Regions from separate parts of the Mus musculus genome. Here region 1 is linked to region 2. Evidence: chromatin contacts called from ENCODE Hi-C or POLR2A ChIA-PET data. All regions are on one chromosome and are shown on one strand. Each heading gives the region's core, a stretch centred on a gene start or an enhancer-like site at or near the end of the contact. The rest is flanking DNA. Distances are from core to core; before and after follow the strand shown.

The links. Hi-C counts contacts between places; a loop is a spot of excess contacts on that map. ChIA-PET counts read pairs that join two places held with the same protein, here RNA polymerase II (POLR2A).
Region 1: a loop to region 2 is called in a map of heart, with 3 times the contacts of the local background. The contact joins the promoter of Slc5a3 here to the enhancer-like site in region 2. A Hi-C loop is called at or near these places in 5 of 37 maps with a recorded cell type or tissue (heart and left cerebral cortex). POLR2A ChIA-PET finds 5 or more read pairs at or near these places in 4 of 5 experiments (Patski and embryonic stem cell).

What each region holds. Positions count from the first base shown.
Region 1 is chr16:92,055,884-92,061,990 of GRCm38, forward strand. Slc5a3 (solute carrier family 5 (inositol transporters), member 3) reads left to right here and starts at 2,439. Exons shown (of 2, transcript NM_017391.3): 1 at 2,439-2,597. It overlaps Mrps6 (mitochondrial ribosomal protein S6), which reads left to right and starts at 2,453. Exons shown (of 3, transcript NM_080456.1): 1 at 2,453-2,597. The coding sequence starts at 2,553.
Region 2 is chr16:92,017,019-92,023,586 of GRCm38, forward strand. No RefSeq gene overlaps it. Among named protein-coding and RNA genes, the nearest start is that of Gm36905, 23 kb to the left of the region's middle. Within about 2 kb of position 2,621, at least 1 of the 3 ENCODE cell types and tissues checked has a DNase peak (open chromatin) inside an H3K27ac peak, as active enhancers do.

The DNA of each region.
Region 1 (6,107 bases), core at 1,189-3,688, 39 kb after region 2:
GGGGTAGAGCAGGTCTGGGTACTGTTGGAGACATGTGGTAGTGACGGCCTGGGCAGAAATGAATATTAATACATGAAAAGCACTTCCTGGCTCACAATGAATGGCAGAATGTTAGGTCTGGTGATGATGGTGATGATGGTGATGGTGATGATGACGATAGTCAGCTATCTTGAGAATTATGGTGAAAAGCTCAAGGTCAAATCTCTCCTTATACAGTAGTAGAAGATGAGATGGCAAGGGGATGAACTGACCAGAGCACCTTGGATTTCAACTTTTGCCTTTACTCTCTCTTCCTATGACTCCTCAGAAAGCTTTACTTGAAAATTAGCCAAAACCTCTGGCCAATAAAATCTTACGTATCTACCGTATTAGATCTTTTTTCCCAAGATCCTAAAAGATATTTTTTAAAGATCAATAAATTAAATACTATAGAAATGGCTTATGATTCTACATGCTTACCCAACAGTATAAATAGTTTAAAATTATTTTTGATAAATTTCAATTTGCATCAGCATTAATTTTAACAATAAAATTAACAAAGCCATAGCCACTTATTTAAAACTCTGAAAGGGGCGGGGGACTTAGGATAGCTGATTTCTTTTCCACGTTAAGAAATGGGATGAGTCTGTGGGTGGCCAACAGCTTGGGAGGGTTGTGGGGTGCTGTCTGCCCTGAGGCATTGTTCAGTCAGGCTAATTTCCTCACCCCATTTGTCTAGAGAACTAGGACTTCACTGGTCCCTGGGTATCAGGGAAAAGCTGTGGTGCTTCCAACGGGAGGCAGTCCAGGCTGGTCACCTCAGGGTGTTGCTTGGTGTTTGGCTTGGCTCAACCACGTGAGACTCTTATCTTCACATTCCTAAACTGGGCCACAGGAAGGACAGTTTAAGTGGGATGTCACACAGATCTGGAATTCTCGTCTCAATGTCCAGAAATTCTTTCTTCCTTCTGTGTCTTTTTTTTTTTTTTTTTTTTTTTTTTTTTTTTTTTTTTTTTGGTAGCATGCTGCTTAAAAACAAAAAACAACCAACCAACCAAAACAAACAAACTAAAAAGACCCCCAACAACAACCAAAACAAAACAATCCAACCAACCAGGTGTGTGGCTGATGCTAAGTAGGTGGTTTTGTAGTTTGTGTTGAAGGGCACAGGACAAACCTTGAAATGTTAATGAAAATGTTAAAAAAACCAGGTATCCTAGGTTGTATTCAAAACCATAATCTTCTGTGGAGATTGGTCTGTGGAGGAGGTGACAAAGATAGTCTCCATGTGTGCTTTACAAAGACGTCCAACGCCACTGAGTAAGACCAACATCTTGGCCTGTAAGATGGGGGACGGGGTGAGGTTCATAAGTGTAGGCAGTGAAACTATTCTTCAGACATTCTGGACACAAAATTTTCTTTCCACGCGTTTGTGTTTGACCTTGGACTAATTAAATTATCCTTGCATTTTTCTGTTTGCTAATACCTAAAATAGGGCGAGTAGTACGATTTGCTTCACAGAGCTAAAGTGAGAACAAACAGCCTCAGTGTCGTGCCTGCTACAGACAGTAAGCCCTCAGTAAATTATTAGTAAATTATTATTAGAGCACTTTAAAGTTACAAGAACATTTCACTTAAAGACCCTTTTAGTTGGAGTAAGGTGGGAGCAGAAGACAACCATTGCAGCGGAATTAGTGCCTTCCAGAGCTAAGAAACAGGAGCAGGGGCAGAAGGAGGGGAGTCCCGAGTTAGCTCTATATGTGCGTGTATGGGTGTGTGTGTGTGCGCGCGCGCTGTGGAGTGCTGGACCTGGGACCCTCTACGAAGCCCCTCCTTACTCCTGTGTTTCAGGGAATCCATAGTTTCCTTTACCAGAAAAGCAAGGATAATATTTAAAGAATAACTGGCGAGAGTCGAAGCATTAACCTGCTTCTGGGTCAGGCTAGGCACACACAGCAAATGCCTACATAGCCCTTCGGTTCCAGGCTTGTTTCTTTGCGGCTTGGTGCAGCAGTCACTCCTTAGCACCCCGCCTTCCTCCCTGGAGACGCGGGCGAGGGGCACACAGCAGCCAGACCGCATCGCACCGCACCGCACCGCGGCGCACGCGCACTCGCTCGCCTAGCACCCGGGAAGGGAGGGTGGGCGGGGAGGCCTGGAAAGTTCCACCGGGTTCCAGAGCCCAAGGTTGGTAGGCGCGGAGGCGGCGGGGAGCGGGTGCGTGCCGAGCGAGGAGACGGCCTCCGACGGGCTGCTCGAGACCGTGTCCACGCTCCGCAGGCTCGGGGGACACAGACACGGCCCGGGAGGGCAAGCAGGAAGCCGTTGAGGTGCAAGTGCAAGGCGCCCTCCGGGAGAGGGGCGGGGCGGTGCCGGGTGGGCGGGGCTCTCGGTGGGCGGGGCGAGCCGTCTGCGCAGCTGCCGGAGCCTTTAAACCCGGCCTCGCGGGGTCGCACGGTGCTTTCGCCGTCCGGGAGCTGACCGGCCGTGTTCCTCTCTCGTCTTCCTCTGCGCCCCGCGTCCCCGCCCTCGCGACCCCGGCTCTCCTGGACTCGGCGCCGCCAACCTGGGCGATGCCCCGCTACGAGTTGGCTTTGATTCTGAAAGCCATGCGGCGGGTAAGTGACCTTCCCTCAGACCGAGTTCCCGCGCGGGCGCGCCCCGCCGCCTCTAGGCCTCCCAGTCCCGCGTGTCCTGCCTGCTGGACACCGGGTCCTCTCGCGCGGTGCGCGGGTGGTCGCGGGCGCAAAGTGGGGGGGTGGCGCGTGGGTCAGGCGCTCGGCGCGGCCGCGTGCGCGCGGGAGGCGGGGGGTGTGTATGCCCGCGCGTGTGCGCGGTCGCGGGAGGGGGTGTGCCGAGCAGGGGGCGGGGCGGGCCTCGGACCCCGGCTCTCCGGAGTCCGATGGAAGGACTGCGGGAGGACACACGCGCGAGAACCCAGGCCAGCCCCGCTCTGCGCCCACGCGTCGAGAAGCTGCTCGTCGTCCCCGCCGGCCGCTGGTCCCGATCGCCTGCCCTCAGCGTCCGCGATCAGTTACAGCCTTCCTCCAAAGCCCGCCAGTGCCGGCTGTGTACCCACGCACTTGTCACCGCTATCACACCAAAAAGAAAAAAAAAATCTTTTGACCTTTCTTTTTCTGACTCCAGCGGAAATCCTGCTCCGGGTGCCCTTAGCCCAGTTTTATTCATCCAAGTTGTGGCCTTGCTTGTGTTTCCGAAGACATGCCTTCCCCCAGCTTTTGATTGATCTGGAGGTAGGGACTTTCAGGTTTGGAGGGATGATAAACCACCAGCAGCCGGGTCACGGACTGGGGTCGGCGGCCGGCGGAGGCAGCTATGTTCTGAGTCAGTCAGTCGTCGCTGAAATCCCCATTCTTCTGAGAGAATTCGGTAATGTAGTGTGCTTTCACGCACTCTCCTTCCCTAGCAGGTACAGTTTAAAAGAAAACAAAAGCAACCGTTGTCCTTTTTTTGAGCGTTTGGAAGCAGCTTTCTTCTAGCCCTGGGCATGTAGGCTTTGGGTCAATTTCAAGTAGTGGCTTCAGTTTGAATCAACTTAAGCCAGGGGTCACGGGCTAGGCTCTGGTGAACAGCTAACAGTCAGGCAGCAGGAGGAGATTGTTCGGTGTGCCTTGTACAGGGTTGGCTTGGAAAGGACACCAGAGCCACCTGATGGTCCTGAAGTTTGTGCCCCCAAGCTTACTGACTCCCTGGCTCCGGGAGAACATTGTCTCACCTCTGGGTAATACTTTATCTACCTTCCTTCCTCATTGGGTTTTACAGAGTTAAAAGAATAGGAACAACAGAGGGGTCAGGGTCGAGAAAGTATTAAAAAGGGACTGTTTCTGATTAAATGGAAATTACTTAAGCCTCCCTTTATACTTTTTAGGTAATGTTAGAAACTGAAAAAATGTGACCACCAAGATTCATTCCCTCAAGGTGTGAGGTAGCAGTGACCCTTTGCACTCCTTTGAATGAGAGACTCTTGCTTAGCATGGCTGCCCAGTACACTGGCTAAATGTATTTTACCATGATGTGAATATGTGTTCACTCTGATTCAAAAGTCGGGTGTAACCTGCTCAAAATCTTGGCCTGAGGGTAGGTTCAAAGCACCTTAGAGAAGAGTGAAGACGGAAGAGAGGTGCTTAAACATAGTGTGGAAGATGTGTGAAGATCCTTACAGACCCAAAGAAACTAGATAAAATGACAACCCTCGGTTTTTCGTTCTGACTTTGAGAAGGTTGTAAACAAGTAAAGATGTGCAGAGACTAGACTTTTTTTTTTTTTTTTGCTTTCAGCTTTAGAAAACTGAATTCTTACAGGGTATGTACTTGTGGGTGTAAAGGAAAATGCACTTTGTTTTAAAAGAAAATGGCACAGTGGTTTGAACACCTAGAGCAGGTGTTTAGGAAGCCACAGCTCCCACCTAGGACAGTTAGCTTTTGTAGCGGGAAGGCTTTCTAAACAGAGTTCTGAGATGCATGTTGGATGCCTGATAGTGCACCCTTCCATGTGACGGCATTCTCCCTCCTTCCTCTCCTCCAAGAGCCTTGTGTTCCAGGGCTGGGAGTAAGCAGGCGCTGAAGCAGAAAAGGGAGTTGAGAGACTGACTGCAGTCTCCTAGAGACCCTGTCTCCCACCCAGCATTGTACTCTTGTTTCTCCTATGCCTACAAAGCAGTCTTAGTTTGTCTTCCCTATTGTGACTCTTACTTTATTTTACTGTCCTTGACTTCAGGCTTGACTTACTTCAATTGAGCTTTTAGAGTTTAAATGTAAAGATGCATGTTGACATAGCATAGTGAGTGCCTTTGTAGCAGATTGCCTGTGAGAGTTCTCAGGCTGAGACCTCAGGATAGACGTTGTAAAAATTCTAGGGCTGTCTCCTCAGTCTGCAGTTGGCTTGATTCTCACGAGCCCTTGTTTTTGATGCATTTCGAGGTTTGTGTGTTTACAGGTGCAGACCACAGTCCTCAAGATTGTGCACTTTGATTTTAATGCTATTTCAAAGTTGTAATTTTGTATTCTCTGGCATAAAAACCAGGATAAAAACTTGAGGAGTATGGTAGAATGGCACGGCGGATGTGAGTTGGGCTCTGGGGGTGCTGACAAGCCATGGGAAAGGTAGTTGCTTAGGACCAACAGCCTTAGGTGCCTTACTAGGAGAGCTGCTGACACTGGCTGACACTGGAAGCTCCTATCCAGGCTTCTAATGGCTTCAGGAGAGAAAACAGGAAGGGCAGAGCTGCAGAGGGAACACCAAGCTGCAGATGCCAGCAGCGTCTTCTCCCAAGGATTGCCTGTGGGGCAGTGAGCGCAGGCTGCTCTCCACCTCCGCCTGCTCGCTCGCTCGCTCGCTCGCTCGCTCGGGAGGACTTTGAGGTGGTTGAGGGAGGCTGGTGAGCCTGGGAATACTTGATGCCCTGCTTCTCTCGAGCTCCTGGACGTCACTCTGCAGTTTCTCCCTTCGTGAAAGAGCTCTGGGTTCCAATGGATAAAGCCACACCCAGCCCTAAAGGACTTCATAGGTTTTGTTTTTTAATACTTGAAGTGGGTGTAGAAGAAGAATCTGTGCAGTATGTAAATATTCTTTGGTTACATAGTTCAGACCTTTGTTAGGCCTGACCCTTTTGGTCAGATGATTGGTCACTGATGGGGTAGATTTGTGACAGCCCCGAGGAAATATTTCTTGAAATCATGTCATTATTACTCAAGAATCGTTGTGTGTGAATGGTTTAAATAGCACCTAGTTTAATTACTAAATGGCTGAATGTACAGTAAGATAGCATTTGTATGTCCCTTTGTATGTAGGGATTTTTAAAACTAGGAATCGCACGCAGGGCGTGGTGGTACATGTCCGCGGTCACAGCACTTGGTAGTGGAGCCACGGAGATGAGGAATACAGTGCCTTCCCTGCCTGGAATGCCTAAGAACCTGTTGGCAGAGAGCAGCAGCAGTGCTCCAGGGGGGTAAAGGACAAAGCTCGCTCATTAAACCTTAAGCTTTGTTCTGTACTCTCCATTTTTAATTTTAGTAAAAAGCAGAGTATAGTTTACAGTAGGTCACTGAAGTGGTTTGCAGGTTAAGTCTTTTATGGTATACTGTGAAGTTAGCTACAGAAGATTGTTG
Region 2 (6,568 bases), core at 1,371-3,870:
CAGATGGGTTTCATCACCCTACTCCCCACAGCACGGATACCAAAGGCCAAGAATGTGCAAGTCCTTCATATAAAATGAAGTCATTTGCATGTAACCTAGACACCCCTCCACGTATTTTAAATTGTCTTTACATTGTTTTTTAATACCTAAAGCGATGTGGGTGGTCATAATATTATACTGTTTAGAGAAGAATAACAAGAAAAAAGTTTGTACTTGTTCAGTACCGATGCAGTTTTTGGAGTGTGCGCATTAATTAGGTCTGTGTGTATGGATGTGGGTGTGCGCCTGACACACTGTGCAGGTGAGAGGACAGCATAGGTGGTGGTCCTCACCTTCTACCCTGTTTGAAGCAGAGCGTGTCATTCATGCTCAGTGCTACATAAACCAGGATAGTTTCCAGGGCTTCTCCTGTCTCTCCTCCCACCCTCCTGTGTGAGTACAGTGGTTACAAATGTCTGTGTTACTGCAGCCAGCCTTCTGTGGGATCTGGGGATTTGAACTCGAGTTCTCAGGCTTGCACAGCAAGCTCCTCAGTATCAGATGCAGCTCAAGTTGATTTTTTAAAAAGATTCAGTGTGTGTGTGTGTGTGTGTGTGTGTGTGTGTGTAAAGTGCAGGTGCCAGAGGAGGGCATCAGATCCCTTGGAGCTAGAGTTACATGAAGTTGTGAGCCACCCGGTGTGGGTGCTGGGAACCAAACTCTGGCCCTCTGCAAGAGCACTCCATGCTTTTTACTGACTGAGCCACCTCTCCAGCTCCATCACTGATGCAACTTCACAAACAAAGCCAAAAAGCTTTCAAGCAATGGTTGGTTGGATTTCCCAGACTTGGGGCGCTGGCTTCATATAGTCTCACTTGGCAGATAAACTCACAAGAGAGAAGCAGAAAGCGTCACAAGGAACTAGGAAAGGCCTCCTCTTCCTATTTGAGTCAAGCACTAACTCCAAGGCATGTTCTGGCCACACCCTTGCTCCCCACTAGTGAGGAAAGACAGAGTTCTCTGCACTTGGGTCCACGATCACCGGGAAGGATGGTTCAGCACAGACCTCTGGGTTAGCCTCCAGGAAGCAAGTTAGTTCCTGGAATTCTTTGCTTACATTTGTTTGACTAATTTTTTTTTCTTGTGACACTGAGGCCAAGGGGATACTTTTCTAGGGGTGTCTTAGGGTTTCTAACAAACATCATGACCAAAAAGCAAGCTGGGGAGGAAAGGGTTTATTGGGCTTACACTTCCATACTACTGTTCATCACCAAAGGAAGTCAGGACTGGAACTCAAGCAGGTCAGGAAGCAGGAGCTGATGCAGAGGCCATGGAGGGATGTTCTTTACTGGCTTGCTTCCCCTGGCTTGCTCATCCTGCTCTCTTATAGAACTCAAGACTACCAGCACAGAGATGGTCCCACCCACAAGGGGCCTTTCCCCCTTGATCACTAATTGAGAAAATGCCTTACAGCTGGATCTCATGGAGGCATTTCCTCAACTGAAGCGCCTTTCTCTGTGATAACTCCAGCTGTGTCAAGTTGACACAAAACTAGCCAGTACAGAGGGATATACATATAACTAAAACCCTTTGCTTTTATTATATTAGATGCTATGGTGGCACATACCTTTAATCCCAGTACTTGGGAGACAAAAGTAGGCAGCTGGCTGTGAGTTTGTGACCAGCTTGTTTTATAGAGTGACTTCCAGGGTAGCCAGGGCTATGTAAAGAGACCCTGCCTCAACTGTCCCCCAGAGACATTTCTAAAAAGGTGTAGTAGTGTACCATTTTTCCCCTTCTGAAGTTTGTTTCTAAGGGTGTCTTGTTGTCTTTCATCTTAAGAAAATTGTCTAGCTTTTATTTCTAAGTAAAAATTTTCCATAGTTCTCAAACAGAAAGGAAAAACTACTGCAGAGAATTTTCTTTTCTCTCTTCTGCATTGCAAGGAACTGTGGTGGTTAAAGAACCCACCTCCTAAAGGCGCCCAAGCATTTGTGTTCTTTGAATCGGAAGAATGGAGGGAAATGGAAGTTTCTAGGGGCCCTGTAAAATGGGAGCAGGATGCAGGATGCAGGTATCATGAGGAGCAGGGTGAGCTGCAGGAGTTTCTAACTCCCTGAGAAAGCTTCTTCCCCCTAGAAAGACAAAAATGTTTATCCCTTGTCTCTTCTATTCAGTCTGAGGGACGCAAAGCCCTGTCTCCTTGCAAAGCATCCAGGCTGACTTTTGCTGTCTTTGCATCCATTCCACAAACTGCTCTTCATCCAAATAGTTAACTCTGCTGCCTGAGGACCCGGGGTGGAGGTCGGAAGGAAGCCACCAACACAAAAGCCACAGAGCAGCAGTTCCGCTTGCTTGCTTGCTTGCTCGGAGGTGCTTATGGAGACAGAAACTCGAGAAAACAAAGGGACCGAGTATGTGAACTCGCAAATCCTCCTCACATGCCGATGGTTGGTGGGTGGCAGGAGCAGCGTTTAGTTCCCTGCAGTGGGCGGTTTTTTTTTTTTTGTTTTTTTTTTTTTTGTTTTTTTTTTTTTATGGCGCCCAGTGACAAAGAGCCAAAGAGGATAAGAGCCCTGAGAGCCCAAAGTGGAAAACTACCAAGTTCCGCCGCCAGCCCAGCATCGTCACCTCACCGAGTGAGCACAGCGGGGGCTCAAGCCATCAAAGCTCGAAGCAAGGGAGACTCTGGTGGGGTCATCGGTACACCCCGTGGCCCAGCCCCGCACCACACAAGGCAGCGTTTGTTCCTCAGTTTTCTCATACTTGGCTCCTTTTGTTTCAACTGACTGACAAATTATCAAGTGTGGGTCGACCAGTGGATGGAGATTTCAATTATTGCTAACTAGTTCCTGCCATCTTCTTTTAGGAACCCCACAGGGTAAAATTAACATATTGAGGAGGCAACTACAGCTCAGAGAAGAAAGTCATTCAATTGATCTCAGCTCTGTGGTCCTCTGAGTGGATCAGCTAAATGCCTACTTGGAGGAGAGCATTAAATGTCCTGAAAAATAGCTTTAGAACATGAGCAAACTGAAGCGGCTACATCAGAGGTTCTAAAATATCTCACGTGTGTGTGTGTGTGTGTGTGTGTGTGTGTGTGTGTGTGTGTGCGTGTGTGTTTGAGTCAGCGTTAGCAATTGGTAACCACTTTCTGCGGTGATGAATCCATGGGACCCAGGGTAGAGCAGTGAAAACTGAACACACACACTTCAGCCAGAATAGCAGTAGCTTACACATTGGTGAAGGAAGGCAGGAGAGCTCTCTGGAAAGCTTACTGCTTGTGGAGATGTGAGGACCGGGGTTGAAAGTCTGTCAGTGACAAACCTGATTGAAGGCCTCAGGGATCTTGCCTTTCTCAAACAGGACAGTGGTGGAGAACGTGAAGTCCATCACTATAGGTACCATTCAGTTTTATATGACAAATGACCTAAGTTGCCAATTGATGTGTTTGCTCAACAAACATATAGTAAGCACTACTAAGGAGCAGGGCATATTTAATGGCAGACCAAGTGTCGTCGTCGTCGTCGTCGTCCCCCCCGCTTCCCCGCGGCCCCCCTCAAGTTGTGAGTGGGCAGCTTTGGCGTGGGTGGTAACACGTGGGTGGAACGTGGAGAGATGGAGGGAGGTAAGCTGCATGCATCGTGAAGGCTATGTTGGCAAATCTGATTTTGTTTTTGTTTTTGGTTTTTGGTTTTTCGAGACAGGGTTTCTCTGTGTAGCCCTGGCTGTCCTGGAACTCACTTTGTAGACCAGGCTGGCCTCGAACACAGAAATCTGCCTGCCTCTGCCTCCCGAGTGCTTGGATCAAAGGCGTGCGCCACCACGCCCGGCGCTGCAAATTTTTATCCTGAGGGTCAAAAGGACGTTCAAATAACCAGCTATGGAAGGGAAGGTGAGACCTGGTTTCTTCACAAACGGGGAAGTTCTGTTCATGTCCAGGTGAGTGGACGGTCCTCCATAGTGATTGGCAGCGGAGAACGACGGAGAGAGAAGGCTCTGTGAGGAGAGGAAGAGCAGAGTCAGAGTCAAGGAGCAGCATGGGTGATGGTGCGATTCATGAAGGTGAGCCTGCGGAGGAGGCAGGACAGGTTAAGAATGGAGAGGGTTTAGGTGGCCCATCCGTCCTGTATTAATTCATTTCCTCATTCCTGTAGCATAATATCTGACCACAGCAACTGGAGGAAGGGAGGGTTGCTCTAGCTCAAGGCTGGAGGGAAGTCCCTCTGGGGGAAGCCCTCATGGAGGGGACATGGTGGCAGCTGTGAGGCTGCTCATCAAATTTCACCCATAGTCAGAAGACACGGTGACAGAGACTTCCACTCAGTTACCTTTTTCCTTTTGTTCAAGCTACGACCCCAGCACTTAGAACAGCACAGATTAAGGACCGTCTTCCCACCTCGGTTAATCTAGACTAAGTAGTCTAGATAATCTCTTACGGAGGTGCCCAGAGATTTGTCGGTAACAGTGATATGAAATCCTATCAACTTAACAATCAAAATAAACCGTCGCATAGCTAAATGTTTTGTGAGCACGTATACAGGTGGGTCAGCCTATACCCATCTGTTATATCAAAGCCACAGGGACGTGTGGCTTTCCAGAAAACTCTACTGCCTTCTTGCACCAATGTTTTGTATTCCTACAATGAAATGCCAGAGGCAGCCGACTCAGTAGAGAGGAGAGATTTACTCTCGCTCACACTCCTGGCACTTCGAAGGCATGGTGTGGATTCAGTTCTGGTGAAGATCTCATGGCACGGGGCAGCTGGTGGAGCCTAGATCACAGAGGGCACCAAGAAGCCGAGTGAGTGAGCCAGACGGCCCTGACCTTACTTCCCTTTGAGAATACCCCACAATAACCCAGAGCTGGGCCACTAGCTCCTCCCACCACCTTAAAAAACCCCGCCTACTGCCTTCCCCTTGGGCCCCTGGAAACCAAGCCTCCAATCATGGACCCTTGGGAGATACGCAACCACAACTGGGTGGTTTGGAATTGTCCAGATAACTGAGAAAAGGGTATGCCCAGGGAAAACTCCATCAAAAAACTTTTCCTAGAAGGATAAGCAAGGGGGGCGGGGAGGAAGACTAAGGAAGAAAATAGGCAAGTTTTAGAGCTATCAAGGAAGAGCAGGGTAGCTCAAGAAGAGAGGGGCATGCCAGGGCAAGTTCAGTGTGAGTCAGGTGGTTTCCCCAAAGGAATGTTCTAAGTGTTGCCCTTGGCTGTCTGTGAGTGTGGCCTTAGCTGGGAAAGGGGCATTACAGATATAACCACGTGTACAGGAGGCCATGATAAGCCCATCTGATGACTCGTGTTCTCATAAGAAGTTGGACACAGCTTTGTACGCTGGGGCTGGGGCTGGGGCTGGGGCTGGGGCTGGGGCTGGGGCTGGGGCTGGGGCTGGGGCTGGGGCTCAGCTGCAAAGGTCTTAGTCTAGATCCATGCAGGGAGCTGCATCCTTCAGGCCCTGCTTAGACTTCTGCAACCCTCTCCCCCGGCCCCAAACTGTGCCAGAATAATTTTCGACGGTTTTGAGCCACCTAGTTTGGGATCATTTATTATCATAGCCCCAAGAAATTAATCCAGGAAGGTAAAGTGTCCGCAGATTTTGCAACAAGGAAGTCACAAGAGGCCCCATTGAAAGGAGCCTCAGTTTTCACAGCAAATGGTGCCCCAGGCAGGAGAGGGCAAAGGGCTGGGGAGGAAAAGGAGGAGAGTCCAGGCAGCTCTCTCAAGCAAGAGAAGATCCAGAGCTGTGCCAAGTAGGCGCAGTTGAGTTAAAGAAGCTAATTAACATGTTCATCGCCGGGTGCAGTTATGGTTTCTTGTGTGTGGCTGGCGAGAACGCTGAGGTCAGCTCCTTTAACAGATTTAGAGTTCATCATATAGTTTCGTTAGGCGGCCACCATGCTGGGCGTGCTCAGGGAGCCGCTTATCACATTTGACTGAAATGTTGTCCCTACCGACCATGCTTTCCCATCACTCTCCCCTCCCTCCCCTCCCTCCCCTCTCTCTCCTCCCCGAGATTCTAGGAACTACAACTCCTCTCTCTGCTTCTCTGAGTTCAGCTTTCTCCTACGCAGTGTCTAATATGAGGTCACTCATTTGCTTTTCATGGGCTGGCTTATCTCACTCAGCACCAGCCAACCTCCAAGTGCACCGGTGTGGTTTGGAATGTCAGGGTCCCTTCTTTTAAACACCCGAACGAAGATGTCCTATAGACACACGTATGCACACACACATGCTCACATACACGTGTCTACAGTGTTGTGTTCATCTGTGTATCTGTTCGTAGATGTTGTGTTAGTTTTTTCTTTCCTGTTGCTGTGATAAAATACTCTGGCTGAAAGCAACTCAAGGAAGGAAAGGTTCATTTTGGCTCACAGCTGAGGCACAACCCATCATGGCAGGGGTGTCATGGCTGCAGGAGCTTGAAGCAGCTGACCACAGTGTATGGGCTGTCAGGAAGCAGAGAGCAATGGATGCTGGCCATCTCTTCTTTTTGTTCTGTTCCTGACCTCAGCCCATAGAATGCTGCTACCCCTAAGTCTCTTCCCACCTCAGGCAACCTTATCTACATAATCCCTCCAGA